Linked DNA regions of Homo sapiens: all the other regions are linked to region 1. Evidence: chromatin contacts called from ENCODE Hi-C data. All regions are on one chromosome and are shown on one strand. The core of a region is the stretch at or near the end of the contact, and the rest is flanking DNA. Distances in the headings are between cores, read along the strand shown. Region 1 overlaps SAMMSON (survival associated mitochondrial melanoma specific oncogenic non-coding RNA). Region 2 overlaps FOXP1 (forkhead box P1). Region 3 overlaps EIF4E3 (eukaryotic translation initiation factor 4E family member 3).

The links. A loop is a pair of places that touch in the nucleus more often than their neighbours do. Pooled maps may share reads with other maps.
Region 2: a map of IMR-90 shows a loop between it and region 1 (6-fold over the local background). The contact joins two enhancer-like sites. A Hi-C loop is called at or near these places in 2 of 168 maps with a recorded cell type or tissue (IMR-90 and chondrocyte) and 7 of 50 pooled maps.
Region 3: a map of naive thymus-derived CD4-positive, alpha-beta T cell shows a loop between it and region 1 (32-fold over the local background). The contact joins two enhancer-like sites. A Hi-C loop is called at or near these places in 3 of 168 maps with a recorded cell type or tissue (CD4-positive, alpha-beta T cell, CD8-positive, alpha-beta T cell and naive thymus-derived CD4-positive, alpha-beta T cell), 1 of 37 single-sample maps with no recorded cell type and 9 of 50 pooled maps.

Annotation. Positions count from the first base shown.
Region 1 is chr3:70,061,755-70,066,642 of GRCh38, forward strand. It overlaps SAMMSON (survival associated mitochondrial melanoma specific oncogenic non-coding RNA), which reads left to right. Exons shown (of 5, transcript NR_190186.1): 4 at 3,492-3,564. Among named protein-coding and RNA genes, the nearest start is that of SAMMSON, 64 kb to the left of the region's middle. Within about 2 kb of position 2,636, at least 3 of the 41 ENCODE cell types and tissues checked have a DNase peak (open chromatin) inside an H3K27ac peak, as active enhancers do.
Region 2 is chr3:71,308,997-71,313,418 of GRCh38, forward strand. All of the region lies in intron 4 of FOXP1 (forkhead box P1), which reads right to left. Among named protein-coding and RNA genes, the nearest start is that of FOXP1-AS1, 21 kb to the left of the region's middle. Within about 2 kb of position 1,548, at least 11 of the 41 ENCODE cell types and tissues checked have a DNase peak (open chromatin) inside an H3K27ac peak, as active enhancers do.
Region 3 is chr3:71,678,504-71,683,072 of GRCh38, forward strand. EIF4E3 (eukaryotic translation initiation factor 4E family member 3) reads right to left here. Exons shown (of 7, transcript NM_001134651.2): 7 at 1-4,569. Among named protein-coding and RNA genes, the nearest start is that of EIF4E3, 45 kb to the right of the region's middle. Within about 2 kb of position 2,953, at least 9 of the 41 ENCODE cell types and tissues checked have a DNase peak (open chromatin) inside an H3K27ac peak, as active enhancers do.

The DNA.
Region 1 (4,888 bases), core at 1,386-3,885:
GTCTCCTCAAGTGTGCCTTATGCCTTCAGCATCTCTGGTTACCCTCTCAGGGTTTTCTTTTGCTGTAGATATGCACAGGTCTCTTGTCACTTGCAACAGCTTCACTTGATTCTGCCATCTCCCAAGTTCTTTTTTCCTTTGACTCATTCATTTTGTTGAATGAATAAATGATTCTATGTGTAAACAAACCAGCTGCTTACACTTATGTCTTTGGAACCCCCAGACTCCCATTCGTTCTCTGCAGTATTTTTGATCCCTGGCCTTAGTCTTCACCATTCTACAGGCAAACCCTCCACAGTGATCATCCAGCAGCCAAGTGCGTTGGTTTTTTCTTCTCTCTAAGCACATTGCAACCCCATAGTCTGTGTGCCACTGTTTCCTCTGCCCATGGTGCTGAGACACCCGCATGGCCCGTTTCCCCACTTCATTCATGCCCATACAAATAATAATATCGGCATGTTAAGGAGGCCTCTCCTGACCCCACTGTCTAAGAAGGCCCCTCTCCCCATGGCATGCTCTTTCTCCTTGCCCTGTTTTATTTTCTTCACAACATCTGCCACCACCTGACATTATATTAAGTAGAACCACATGAGAATGCACATTTTGTAGGTCAAAACCGGACAAATACTGGCAATTTCTTGTGGTTTGATTTAACATATTAATTTGCTCATTTTCTATCCTCTCCTCCTTAAAATGTAAGCTCATTGAGGACAGACTCTGGTTTGCTCACTGTTCTATCCTCAGGCCCCAGAACAGTAGCAGGCACATAGTGGATGCTCAGTACATATTTGTCAGACACAAACATTTTGAGATGCTCTTCATGATCTTTCTGTAGCAGTCACCAATAACCATAATCTCTTTGATATTGCACTGCTCTTCTGTCATTGTGACTTTTATCCTCCCTCTAATGTCTCCTCTCTGCCCATTCTCTGGCTTCTCACATCACTCCTTTCCAAAGGGGAATGTCCCAAAACGTTCAGGCCTGGCTGGCTGTTTCGCTCTGCCATTTCTTGCCTCCTCTGAAAGTCAGTCGTCCTCATGTGTTCATCTCTGAGTTTGGTGTAAATGACTTCCACATCTGTACCTGCAGCCGTGAGCTCAGTCCAAAGTGAGCAGTTAGTATTGGCATCAGTTGCATATTGGACATTCTATTTTGGGTTGCCCATATCTTCAGAAATACAGTATTCCAAAAATTTACATCTTCCTTTATTTTTGAAAATGTTGACTTCATCACCTGGTGTCCCTTCTGCCCTTCACTACAAAACTGAAGCACTTGGGAAGTTCTTTGTCTCCTGCTTTGTCTGCAGGGACCCTCTTCCTTCTGTCACCAGCCCCCCCCACCCCCGCCGCATTGACTTTCCTTGAAATGCTTCTCACATTGGTCCCTTTCTTTTCTTTCTCTTGACAAATATCTTGATTAATGCTAGAGCCTTTTATCTCACTGCTTCGTACCTTTTCCCTCAACCCTGCACATTGAGAACAGATTAACTTTTGTATAATATTTGAATAGGTTCATTATTCTACACCAAATATATCTTTAGACCCACCTGCAACTTTGTGAATATTTTGGTCTTTTTCCAGCCTGCTTTTCAAATCCCATTTCCTGTGATGCCTTCTGAACCGCTTAGCTCTCCAACCCCATTGGATTCCTTGCTCTTGCTTGAAGATGCAGCACATATTCCCAGTGGCAGCAGCCCTAGGTGTTCTGGGAGGCTAGCCCTTCTTGAGATCCCCATCAGCTTCTCTTCTTTTAGGTAGGATCCGTGTGCCTCCTCTGCAAACATAGCTGCAAAGAATTACATCTTTGAGCAGCCCTTCCCCCGCAAACAGATTTTCATCTGAAGTCCCTCCTACAGAGAAATTCTAGAGCTGCCACTGCATATCCCTGTCTCCATCTTTGCTGACTTTGTTTCCTTCCCCCAGAAACTCCTTTCTGTGAATCAAATCCTTATCACAGGAGACAGTACAGGAGAGTGGTTCAGAGCATGAGTTATGGTGTCCAGGTAACTGGAGCTTGAGTCTTAACCTTTTACACTCCCTTGCTGGGTTACCCATCAGCAAAATTCAGCTGTTTAATGAAGGCAATATTTGTAAAGGGCTTAGCACAGTGCCTGGCATATCTTAAGTATCATTAGCATCAGCATCATCATTCTTCATCATAATTTAAGGGCCACTGTCTACAGTAAATCTTTTCCTACAAGGTCAGTCCTCAGATCTCACCTCCTAATTCCTATTGCACTTCTTGTCTGGGCTATTCAGAATACATCCACTTTACATTTCATGATTATATGACTAGGTTGTAAGCTCTCAGAGGGCTGGAACCATGTCTTACCCTTCTGTGGGTCCAGTTCTAAGTGCCAGATCTATACATGGCTTTCCACAAATATCTGTGGGATAAAAAATTATTTGAGACTGTGAATGAAGCACAAAGCTGTATTAAAACAGAGTTCCAGTGCCTTGTCATTTAATCAGAAGGAAAATGCCCTGTGTTTCTGTCTATTGTGCTGTCTTAAAATAGGAATAATGAAATATACCAAGTACGTACTAATTTGGCAGTCATTCTCAGAAATCTGGGACTTTACACTTTAATTAAGCACTTGTAGTTAAGCGTTTGGCCAGAAGATGGTGCAGTGTTCAAGGGATCCTTCTCTCTCAAAGTCAAAACTGATTTTCAAGGAATAATATTGCAATCCGACCAAGTCTATAAAGAAATGGGAGAAAGTGATGCCAGTTCAGCTTTGACACCATCCTAGGGCTTAGCAAGTGTCATGCTTTCATGTAGTTTCTTCCTTCCTACTGCCTAGCATAATGAGCTGGAGGACTCTTCTAATTAGCTAAATATTATTGTACATCAGAGTGGGGCCATGCTTCCTGTACATTCTTATTTGGGTTTTGCCAGCCAAGGGAAGAAAGCTGTTAGAGGCAGGAGCAGATGTAAGGAAGGCACAAAACATGCCAAGAAGTCATGGCGCGTCTTTGCTATTGGATGAGTCATTTTACTTCTCATGTTTTTATTCTGATATTAGTAGGAATTCTTCAAGTCAATATGTCTTACTGGAAAAATCTTTTGTGTGTGGTGTGTGTATGCATGGCGTGTGTACAGTGTGTATGTCAAAGTTTTCTCTACCCCTGAAAAAGTTATATAAATAGGATTTGATTGCTAAAATATCCAACGTAAAATGCAGACTGACATAATCTTCTCATTATTATTATCTTTAATGCAATGTAATGTACTGAGCCAGAAAAATAATACTGCAGTTTGATTTCAGATGTGCTGTTTACATTGGTTGGAAACTAATTTAAAGAAGAAGACTCAAAGTTGGTGCTGATCAGCCATCTTTTATCAAGTTTGTGTATCATACACTTGTTCCATTTTTTTATTTTTTTTGCTATGTAAAGTCTTCTGAAAATTGAAAACTAATTTATTATCATGTAGTTATTAGCACAATCACAAAAGAGGTCACTGGTCTTTCCTTTAATTTCTGTCACAGGCTGCAGGCCGTATTATGCTAAATCAAGGATACGGGGAGATAATTAACATAGCAACTCTGGCAATTTTAATAGGTGAGTGATGAACATTTAGAGTTTGGCTTCGAAATCCATGTCTTAATTACCACCCGCCTGCGTGCAGTGACGAGGATGGGGCTCTAGCACACCTATTACAGATACAGTCTGTTGGGCCAAAGTTTTCATGAGTTGTCCATAAAACTATTATTAGATTGAGAGACTTCAAGGCAAGAAAGAAAGAAAAGTGCTTTGTGTTTTGTTTTTTTTAGAAAAAAAAATGTGAGAAATCTGAAGCCATTCCAATGTGTGCCTCTTTCAGAAGTATCCACTCTACTGCAAGAGTTCTCCCTGGGGGGCTGTTGTCCTCTGTGGGACATATGGTACCGTCTAGAGACATTTTTGGTTGTCACATCTGGGGGAGGATGCTATTTGCATCTCGTGGGTAGAAGCCAGGGATCCTGCTAAACCTCCTACAATGCACAGCACAGCCACCCCCACAACACACACACAATAAAAAATTGGCCCCAAATGTTAATAGCGCCAAGGTGCAGAAACCCTGCCCCAGAACTGCCCACTCCATCCCTTGTTATTTTTCACCGCTGGTTGCCAACAGGTGTCACCGCAGGCCCATTTCTATCTGCAGCATTATCAAAGAGAGTCCATAAACTCTTGTAACATATGGAACGAAATCCCAACTGCAAAGCTTTTGTGGAAGGCAGTTACATGCTGGTGAGCTGAGGCCTATGTAACCAAAATTGATCAATTACACAAATTAAGCATAGCCCTTAAGGAATTTATTTTATTGGTCTGGACATCTGTTGCAGTATTGTCCAAATCCAAAACTCAAATGGTGCCTCGGGTTGCCAAGTTAGGCAAGAAAATCTAGTAGCTATAAAAGTACAACTGAAAACCCTATATTAATATCACGTCCATCTGCTGAATGTTACATAAATATGCAGACTTTTTATTTTCCTTGGGAATAACATTTATTTTTACAGTGCCCAGTTTGACATTCTTATGACATTCTGTTCAGTTTATTACATTGTAACTTCAAATGTTTCTTCAAAAATGCATTTATAATGTTGTTGTTAATCTTTTTTCAAGGGTCTGTACCACCTGTTTAACTTATAGTTAAATAGAGAAGTCCTTTTTCTTATAGGAAGAATGGGAAATCTTTGGACAAAGAGTCTCAGAAAAGATTTTGAGTAACACTTGTGTAGTGTAAAGGGAAATTATATAACAGCCATGAATGCTAATATTCCATCCTGCTCTTTTACAAGTTGAAATGTAATCTCCATTTTAAACTAAATTAGCATCATTTCCAAACAGAGTATCATATTTATATCAGATTTATACAACCACATCAGATTACTATTAACAT
Region 2 (4,422 bases), core at 298-2,797, 1.2 Mb after region 1:
AAAACTCACCAACCTACCCTAACCCACTCTCACTCAACTTACTACCAAGTTACGCTTGCTGATAAAACACAAGAGGTTAACCACAACCTGAGGGCTTGCTGTAAGTAATGGAAAAAGTTAAATCTCTAATCAGATAGGCCTCATCCTTACTGGAATAACAATGTATCTGTTCCATGTGTCTGTCTCCTCATCTATCCATCTCGATCCATCCATCCATCACCAATTGCACATTCATAATTTTGCAAAAATTCTTTCCCTGAATTAATATAAAATATGGTCGAAATCACTGCGCTAAGAAAAAAGAAAAGCTGATTCTCTCAACTATTTACTAACATACTTAACATTTAAAAAATATTTTTATGAACACACTGTTGACTTCACAAGTTTATAACGTAATTTTTTTTTTTTTTCTGAGCAAGGCTTTTCTTTCAAAGTACTCTGACAAAAGTAAATTCATAGCAGAACACACAGGCACGAAGAAAATATCGCCAAGGGCAAAATTCTGCAACTGCTTTAAGAAGCAAACAAGAACACAAAAGATGTGTAATACAACCATCTGGCTCTCCTCTTACTATATCAATGCCTCAACCTTATCCCCACCCCCTGAGCCAACCCACACCAATGCCACAAAACCAAATGGCTTCACTTATGTTTCCTGCACAGCAAATTTACACAATGCAGTTAGAATGCAAAAGTTGATTTTGACACACAAACTAGCATCTTTTGAATTTTCCCCACTTCAATGATTTTGTTGTCGTTATCTGTTCAGAGTGGGACTTCTTTGAAAGACCACCAAGAACCTCACCATGATAAAAATGTTCTCACATGGACATATCTGTTCAGCCTCAAGAGAAGTCTCCCTGAAAACCTTAATCTCTGCCATCTTGTGCTTTCTGTTATCATCAGACTTTAGATGTGGACATAAAAAAAAATCCTAAGCTTATTCCAATTAGAACTTTTACTTTTGGGGGGCACTAAATGGTGGGTTGTTTCCCCAACTTATGATTTGAAATGACTGCACTAATTTTTAATTACCATTCTTGCAAGTCAGCACATTCACTGGAATTTTTCCTTATTCAGCTCAGTCTACAAACATTTACTGAGCAACTACTGTGGTATTAGAAACATGCTGGACAATGGATGATCAGAATCTATTATTTTCCCGTGTGCTAGCAGGACTTGCCTGGTACATGAAACCAGCAACTCTACAGTTTATAAAAAATCTTCCACATGCAGGCAGGCTGAAGCATTTTATTTACTTATATACTTATTTTTGAAGGCAGATATAACAGACATTTGAAAGTTATAGCCTGTTTGTGGGGATCTAATTGCTTCCAAAAGGTGGGAATGAATACTTTTCATGGAAATCTCAGTTTGGGTAAAACCAATAAAGCATCATAAATGATTCTCACCAAAGGGCAACAATGTAAAAAATAACTGAAAAAAAATTTCTTCACAGGCAAACTCTACTCTTTGCTTTTCTGCAGGGGCATGCTGGAGGCAGACGTTCTCTATCAGGCAAGAGTTCTCAGTCAGAATTAAGGTCTGCCAGGCAGAGGGCCACGTCTGGTTTACTTCTGTTTTCTCACTGTTGCTGGTCTTCCCCGATTCCTGCCTCCCTCTCCATGTTCCGGGATGAGACTTTGACTGGTTTCTCAAGGGGCTAACTTTTGGTTCTCTTCTGGGCGTTTCTGCCCAGAGTCCCCTGGTTTGGACAGCAGCGATCGTCTGTAGGACACACACAGTGAATCCAGCCACCGGATGAGGAATTCTGCTAATTGTTTAAGCCTGCACTAGTGTCTGGCCACCAGTTGGCAGACACAACTCATGGCTGCCTACCAGGCCTAGGTTAACACAGCTGGAGCCAGATGACAGGCTCTCAAAGATATTCCTCTCATGGCCACATCTGGCTCTTGGCGGTTCCCACTGCAGCTGAACTGATTCTGTTTGGTTGTTCTGGGCAAAAAGTTTAGGCAACAGATAAGTCGTATTAATTTCAGTTTATGACAAAAATATCAGAACATATACTCCATGAAGGCAGGGATTTTATCTGATTTGCATCCCCCTCCCACTTTTTTTTGTTTGTTTGTTTTTTGTTTTTGAGACATGGTCTCACTCTGTTGCCCAAGCTGGAGTGCAGTGCAGTGGCACGATCATGACTCACTGCAGCCTGGAACTAACTACTAGACTCAAGCGGTTCTCCCACCTCAGCCTCCTGAGTAGCTGGGTCTAGAGGCACGTGCCACCATGCCTCACTAGTTTTTTCAATTTTTTGTAGGGACAAGGTCTCACTATGTTGCCCAGGCTGGTGTCGAATTCCTGGGTTCAAGTGATCATCCTGCCTTTGCCTCCCAAAGTGCTGGGATTACAGGCATGAGCCAGTGTGCAGGCCTCTTGCTTGCTGTATCCCAGTACAGAGCAGTGGCTACGCAGGGTAGGTGTTCAGTAAATACAGAATGAGTGAATAACACTAATCAGTGTATGAGTGGAACAAAAACATTCCTGTATCTTACTCCAGCTACTCTGTTCCTACTGTTGTACGTAAAATGGCTAGCATGCTCGTGCACACAGAGAAGTCCTTGAATGGCTCTACAGCTAGATTTTATTATGGACACGCTCATCTCAAGAATGAACCCATGTACATTGTCAGTATAGCTGGAAAGACCTCCAACAATCCTTCCCTTCAAACTACCCAGTCTCCCAGAATTACCCACATCCCAACTTTATTAGTCCTTAAACTGAGAAACTTGGCAGCTCTGTGCCCACAGGGCCTGAGAGTGATCTCAAAGTAGAAACTTACCTTTTGGCCACCACCAAAGTGGGAAATGATGAGGCAACTTTTCCTGGCACCTTTCCATCCCATTTCCTTTCCCATGCCTCTCTTCCTAAATTCCCTGATATCTGCAGATCCCAGCTCCCTTCTACACTCAACTATGACCCAAGGCGAGGCTTCCCCAAAGCTCACCACCTCTCTAGCTCCCATTAGAAACACATTTAGAAAAGCCTACGTAATTTAAAACCAGGCGGGGCCCTCCCTCTTGGCTCCTTCACTAGAAAGAAGCCCAACTTACAGGCTGTTATGTTAATAATAACTATAAAGCTCCCCTGAGTCCACCAAGGGCTTGCTAAAGGTGAAGGGACACTTAATGGAAGCCTGGCAAGGGTGTACGCATATGCTGCTTCTTTCCCAAAAAGAACGTTAACACTCCTAAAACAAGAACGGCTGAACAAGGCAGATGAGTTCAACAAGCTCAGCATCTGGACTTCAGCGAAAGAAAGGTAATCAAGTGTGCTAGAGGAAGCTGTTGCTGAACTCATCTCCTTTTCTATCATATAAGGCAGCAGGGTGGAGGTATAGATAATTTTTTTAAGCTAAGTATAAGTTTCTGAAAAGAGTACTGTGTTCACTACGAAGAATTCAGGCTTCAAGCTCCCCTTGGAAGGAGCTGCTTACTTCATTAAAGGTGGACCAGAAAGATGAACTCCTAAAATGCCTCTCCTTCCCTGCTTCTGCTATTTGAAATTACTTTAAAAATGAGAGAATAAGCTAGGCTCAGTGGCTCACACCTGCAATGCCAGCTATTAAGGAGGGTGAGGCAGGACGATTGCTTGAGCCCAGGAATTCAAGGCTGCAGTGAGCTAGCATGGTGCTGCCGCACAATAGCCTGGGCAATAAAGTGAGACACTGTTTAATAATGGGGGAATAGGCCAGGCACGGTGGCTCATACCTGTAAATCCAGCACTCTGGGAGGCCAAGGCAGGTGATCACACTTGAGGTCAGGAGTTCGAGGCCAGCCTGGCCAACACGGTGAAACCTTATCTCTACCAAAAAATACAAAAAAAAATTAGCTGGGCATGGTGGTGCTTGCCTGTAGTCCCAGGTACTCAGGAGGCTGAGGTGGAAGAATTGTTTGAACCAGGCAGGAAGAGGTTGCAGTGAGCTGAGATCGTGCCACTGCACTCCAGCCTGGGTGACAGAGTGAAACCCTGTCTCAAAAATAATAAAATAAAATAAGGGAATGTCTTTGTACAATTGCACAATCACAATGAAACTTTAATTCTTTTTTTTTTTTTTTTTTTTGAGATGGAGTCTCGCTGTGCCACCCACACTGGAGTGCAGTGGCGCAATCTCGGCTCACTGCAAGCTCCGCCTCCCGGATTCATGCCATTCTCCTGCCTCAGCCTCCCGAGTAGCTAGGAATACAGGCGCCCGCCACCACGCCCAGCTAATTTTTGGTATTTTTAGTAGAGACGGGGTTTCACTGTGTTAGCCAGGATGGTCTCGATCTCCTGACCTCATGATCCGTCCGCCTCTGCCTCCCAAAGTGCTGGGATTACAGGCGTGAGCCACTGCGCCCGGCCAAGCTAATTATTTAAAAAGCAGTACAACAGGCTGCAAGTGATTGTTATCTACCTATTCAT
Region 3 (4,569 bases), core at 1,703-4,202, 1.6 Mb after region 1:
GGAATAAAAAATACTGACTTATAGAAGCAACTTTCACATGTATCTGAACATCAAACACAACACACAATATAAAATCAAAAATAACTAGAACAGAAAAGTTTTCAGTCTGACCTTAAAAATACTGAGCAAATCACTAGATGAAGCCAGATCAAAAGGAAGGGCATTACACCAGCTTGTAGCCAGATGTGAAAGGGTCCCCAACTGCACAGGGCACAGATGGTATAAAATAGGGGGGTGGGGGCACAAGCAGATCCAAAACATAATCAAACAAACCTGGTTCAACTTACACAGGTAAGACTATTCTAAAGAATTAATAACTTTCAATGTAAGATTTTAAATTTGGGACAAATAATGTTAGCTGTCTCAAGCTAAAGTATGCTCACTAGTTTAAATTTTGAAATTCTTTTATATAATCATTGAAATAAATTCTCCATGAGAATATATTCAAAGTCATGGTGACTTGTTTTAAATGAATACTGAAAAGACAGTGTTAAAACTTAAAAACAAAAACAATGGTTGTAAGCCACATTATCTGATTAAAGTCTGAGAACTTTGGGGAGAATTTAATGTATATCCACAGCATCAATACCTCTATTTGAAAACAGAAACACTGTAAGTTTATTAAAATGTTCAAAGTCCTTTAATATTCACCATTCATCATGTAATGTAAAGTGCTAAAATTAAAATTTTCACCCTAAGCCTTCATTAAAAGTTGCTTATTTGTATGTGAAAAGATGAGAGGTAGCATAAATTTTCTATAGAAAACTCAGAAACACTCAATTTACTTCATGTTCAGTTCTATAATGCAAAGTTGACACTTTAATAGATCCGAAATAAACATCTGTTCCAAAATAAAAGTTCAAGAAAAATTATCTGACTTCGATATTAGAAATTGAAATTTTCATAAAGAAATCTTGCATTTCACTAAATGAGTTGGTAACTTTTTTCAGGCAGCAACCAAAACAAAAACATTTAACACAGATTCCTTCAATCTCATGATTTCTGAAGGACACAAAAGCATAGAATATCCAAAAGCTATTGTATTGGATATTCTAATAAGGTACACTCAAGACACACATATACAATGGAACTCTGAATTTCAGTAGCAATGATGAACAAAAAAATACTGACTTTGCAATGACTTTTGCTTATCACTCACATCGTTTAGGGAATACTTATTTGATTTTTTTGACATTTCTATGTATTAAAGGATCTCTCCAGTTTAGTAACAGCTTTGCTAAGCTACGTTTTGAAAGTGACAATTAATTTTAGTGGAAATTCATTCCCAGGCTACTTTGATAGTCATTTGAACAGTTTTGTGTTATTTTACATGCAATTTTATAGCTCTATAACGTTCATTTAATCTTGTTCAATGATGCTGAACCCCAGATGCCATAAGACATTATAGAAAAGTAGTTACTGCACATATGGAGTAACTACTTTTCTGAACACTAATTTCTTTTCTCTTAACAGACTGAAATGGTATTTAGAAAAGAGAAAAACCACCACTCTGTATTAAAGGCTTTATATTATGGACTTCCAGGGATGGGCTCCCATGACTGCTGTGGTCCCAGCCATAAAGTTCTTATTCACGAGCATCATCTACTCAAGTCTCAGTATTAATGGTTTTCTCCAGCCTTCATAAGATTGTTGGTATCATACATTGGAATCAGGTCACCTGACAGAGCTTAGGGTTGGGAGGCTTTCCTCATTTGTCATATGTGGGAGTTGGATAAAATCAGGGGTTCTCCAAGAGCGATCTGAGCACCATCAGCATTAGAATCACTAGGGCACTTGTTAAAAATGCAGATATCCTCCCAGATTTCTAGTGCTGGGGTCAAGAAATGTGAATAATAAGTAAGTATCTGAGTGATTTTGCTGCATGCTAAGGGGTGAGAAGCACTGGTAGATGATCTCAAAGGTCCCTTCCACTCTAAAATTCTAAGAGTCCCTGAATGTTCTTTTAAAAATGGATTTATGTCAGCAACATGAAAGAATTTCTAGAACACAAGACAGTGACTTTTGGCCTGAGTGGGCCAATCTGAATAAGTATTCTTAGATTTGGATGTATATGTAAAAATAATAGAAAATAAAATCAGAACAGTATAATCTGACATGAAAGGAATCTATTTGGGATTTCTTCTTGGGAGAAGTAGAGGGGCAACCCACTCTAATTGCTATAAATGACCACAGGTTCAAAGGGACTTTTCGTTGCCTCTCAGTCCCTATTTTTTCCCACTTCACCCTCTGACTCCTCCCAGCTGTTGAGATCCAGGCTTTTTACAATCCTGAGTCACCAAACTCTTGAGTAATTTTAACTGATCTCAATATATTCTTTTCAGAAGTGAACAATTCACAGGCAGTCCTCTACTTTCACTTGTAATGAGTAAAATCTCACAGAAACATACAATGTAGGAAAGGTGAAGGGTAGAATTACATTTTTAAAAGGAAGTTCCATATTCAGAGTGCTAAAAAAAATCAACTCCTAATTTTCTCTCTTTGGGCATAATATTTGATGAAATATTTTCCATATCTCCTATATGTGAGTTTATTTTATTCTTTTTCTTCCCAATCACTTATAAGGCCAATGAGAGCCTAGGATTTGAGATATTTTAAGCACATCTGGAGCGATCTAGCTTTGACACATTTTTATTAGGTGCATGAAAACTAAATGTCTTATTGCCAAGTATCATTTTTACATTTTCTCGTCAAATTTTTATAAAAGCTTAAGAGCAAAATGCAGTAGGATCTTAAAAAAATTCTACAAACATAGCTGGATAAATTCTGCTGCTGAGCCAGAACTGTTGGCTGGAAGGCAGCGCCACCATGCGATCGTTCCAAAGGCTGTCAGTTTTGTCTAAAGACACAAGCTGGGATCCTCTAAGAGTTGGGCAACTAATAGCAAAAGCCCACTTCCTGTCATAGGAAGGTTATTTTCAAACTCCAAACCCCAGCACCACTTCTGTCTCTGAGAGGGAGAGGGAGAGAAGGAGGAGCTGTTTACAAACAGGATGTCTGATTACGGAGTTACACCAGTGGCCAGATTGGATCAGATATTTAATGCTTGATTAGGGTGGCTAGTGGGCAGGTTAAGGCTGGCAGATTCTGAGTACTCTCCATTTAAGGACGCCTGCACCGGGATACAACTTGCCGACTTCAATACCCAGCTCTGTGGCTGGCTAGCCCTACGTCTTTAACAAGGGACAAGTTCGGCCAAGGCTCAGTTGGTGGATTGTATATTATGTCTATAGGACCCAATTATACCTAAAGTTTCTAAGCTATAAAGTCTTGTGACTGTGTGCATGGTGTAGACATGGGCTAAACTCAAGAAGAGGGGTGAGAAAGAGTCATCTTAATCTTTAATTTAAAGTTTATTAGAGTTGTGGTTTCCTTTTCATGTTTTTGCTTCATAAAGTGTACCACGAATCTAACAGCAATATTATATTAAATGTACATGTTTGCAGTAAATTACACCCTCATTTAAGAAATGTGGAAAAGTTGGGGGGAAAGAGGAAATCTTAAAACTGAGTTAAGTCAGCAGTTCAGCAAGTGCTTACGAAAGACAGTCAAAATATAGGCAAGTTACTTTAAATGGGTATTATTTGTCCTTACTTTCCCAATGTAGGCAAGTGCCTGTGATATAACAATTTAGGGAATAATGGGAGAATAAAAAGCATATTAGTTTCAATCAGATTTCCTGGCATATATCACAGACCCTAAGGAATTACAAAGACAAAAAAGCAAGCTCTTTGGTTTCTGCATGGTTCTTTGCAGACTACAAGGCTGCCCCTGCAAGCACTTGGATGAAAAGACCGGGATTCTACTGGAAGTTTGCACTTTCCCCACATCAGCCAAGATGGGTAAACTGCCTTAACACAAAAGTCACATGCCCCACAAAATATTTCCTTCTATCTCAAAACAGTATTAGCTTCTTTAATCTAAGAAGGTAATGAGAGGTTTTTAAACTGATTAAATCAGCTTAGTTCATACAAAGTCTATTATGATTAAATATTCAATTAAAACAATTTCCAAACCAAAATCTGACAAAATCCTCTCTGAAAGTAATTTAGATGATAGGTTTTTAACATTAGGCAAATTAAATCCTTCTCACAGTTGGTATTTTCTAAAGGGTCAGAAACAGTTGCAGAAGTTCACTGGGGCAAAAATCTACTTTGTGTGCTAGTCATGTTCCATGATCATAAACAGAAACTAGAAATATTAACGTGAGCCTAACATTCCTATTTATTTTTACTTCAAAGGCTACATACATGCAAAAGTTGAACATGTCATCACAAATGCTTTAAATAAAGTTCAAAAAATAAAAATACTTCAAAATCCATTTACTTATGGAAATATACATGACAATTAGAGTGAAGTCAATTATATCCTTTTTTCAATCAGAAAAATACTTATATTATAAAAAAGTTTTAATTCATGTCCAGAATAATTTTTTAAAATTCTTGAGTCATAATTTTAAAACAAGTTGAATGTTAGTACAATGTTTGGAGAAACAAGTCCTAGGCTTTTGCTAACTGGATCTGATATTCTTATACTTCATTTTGAAATCAC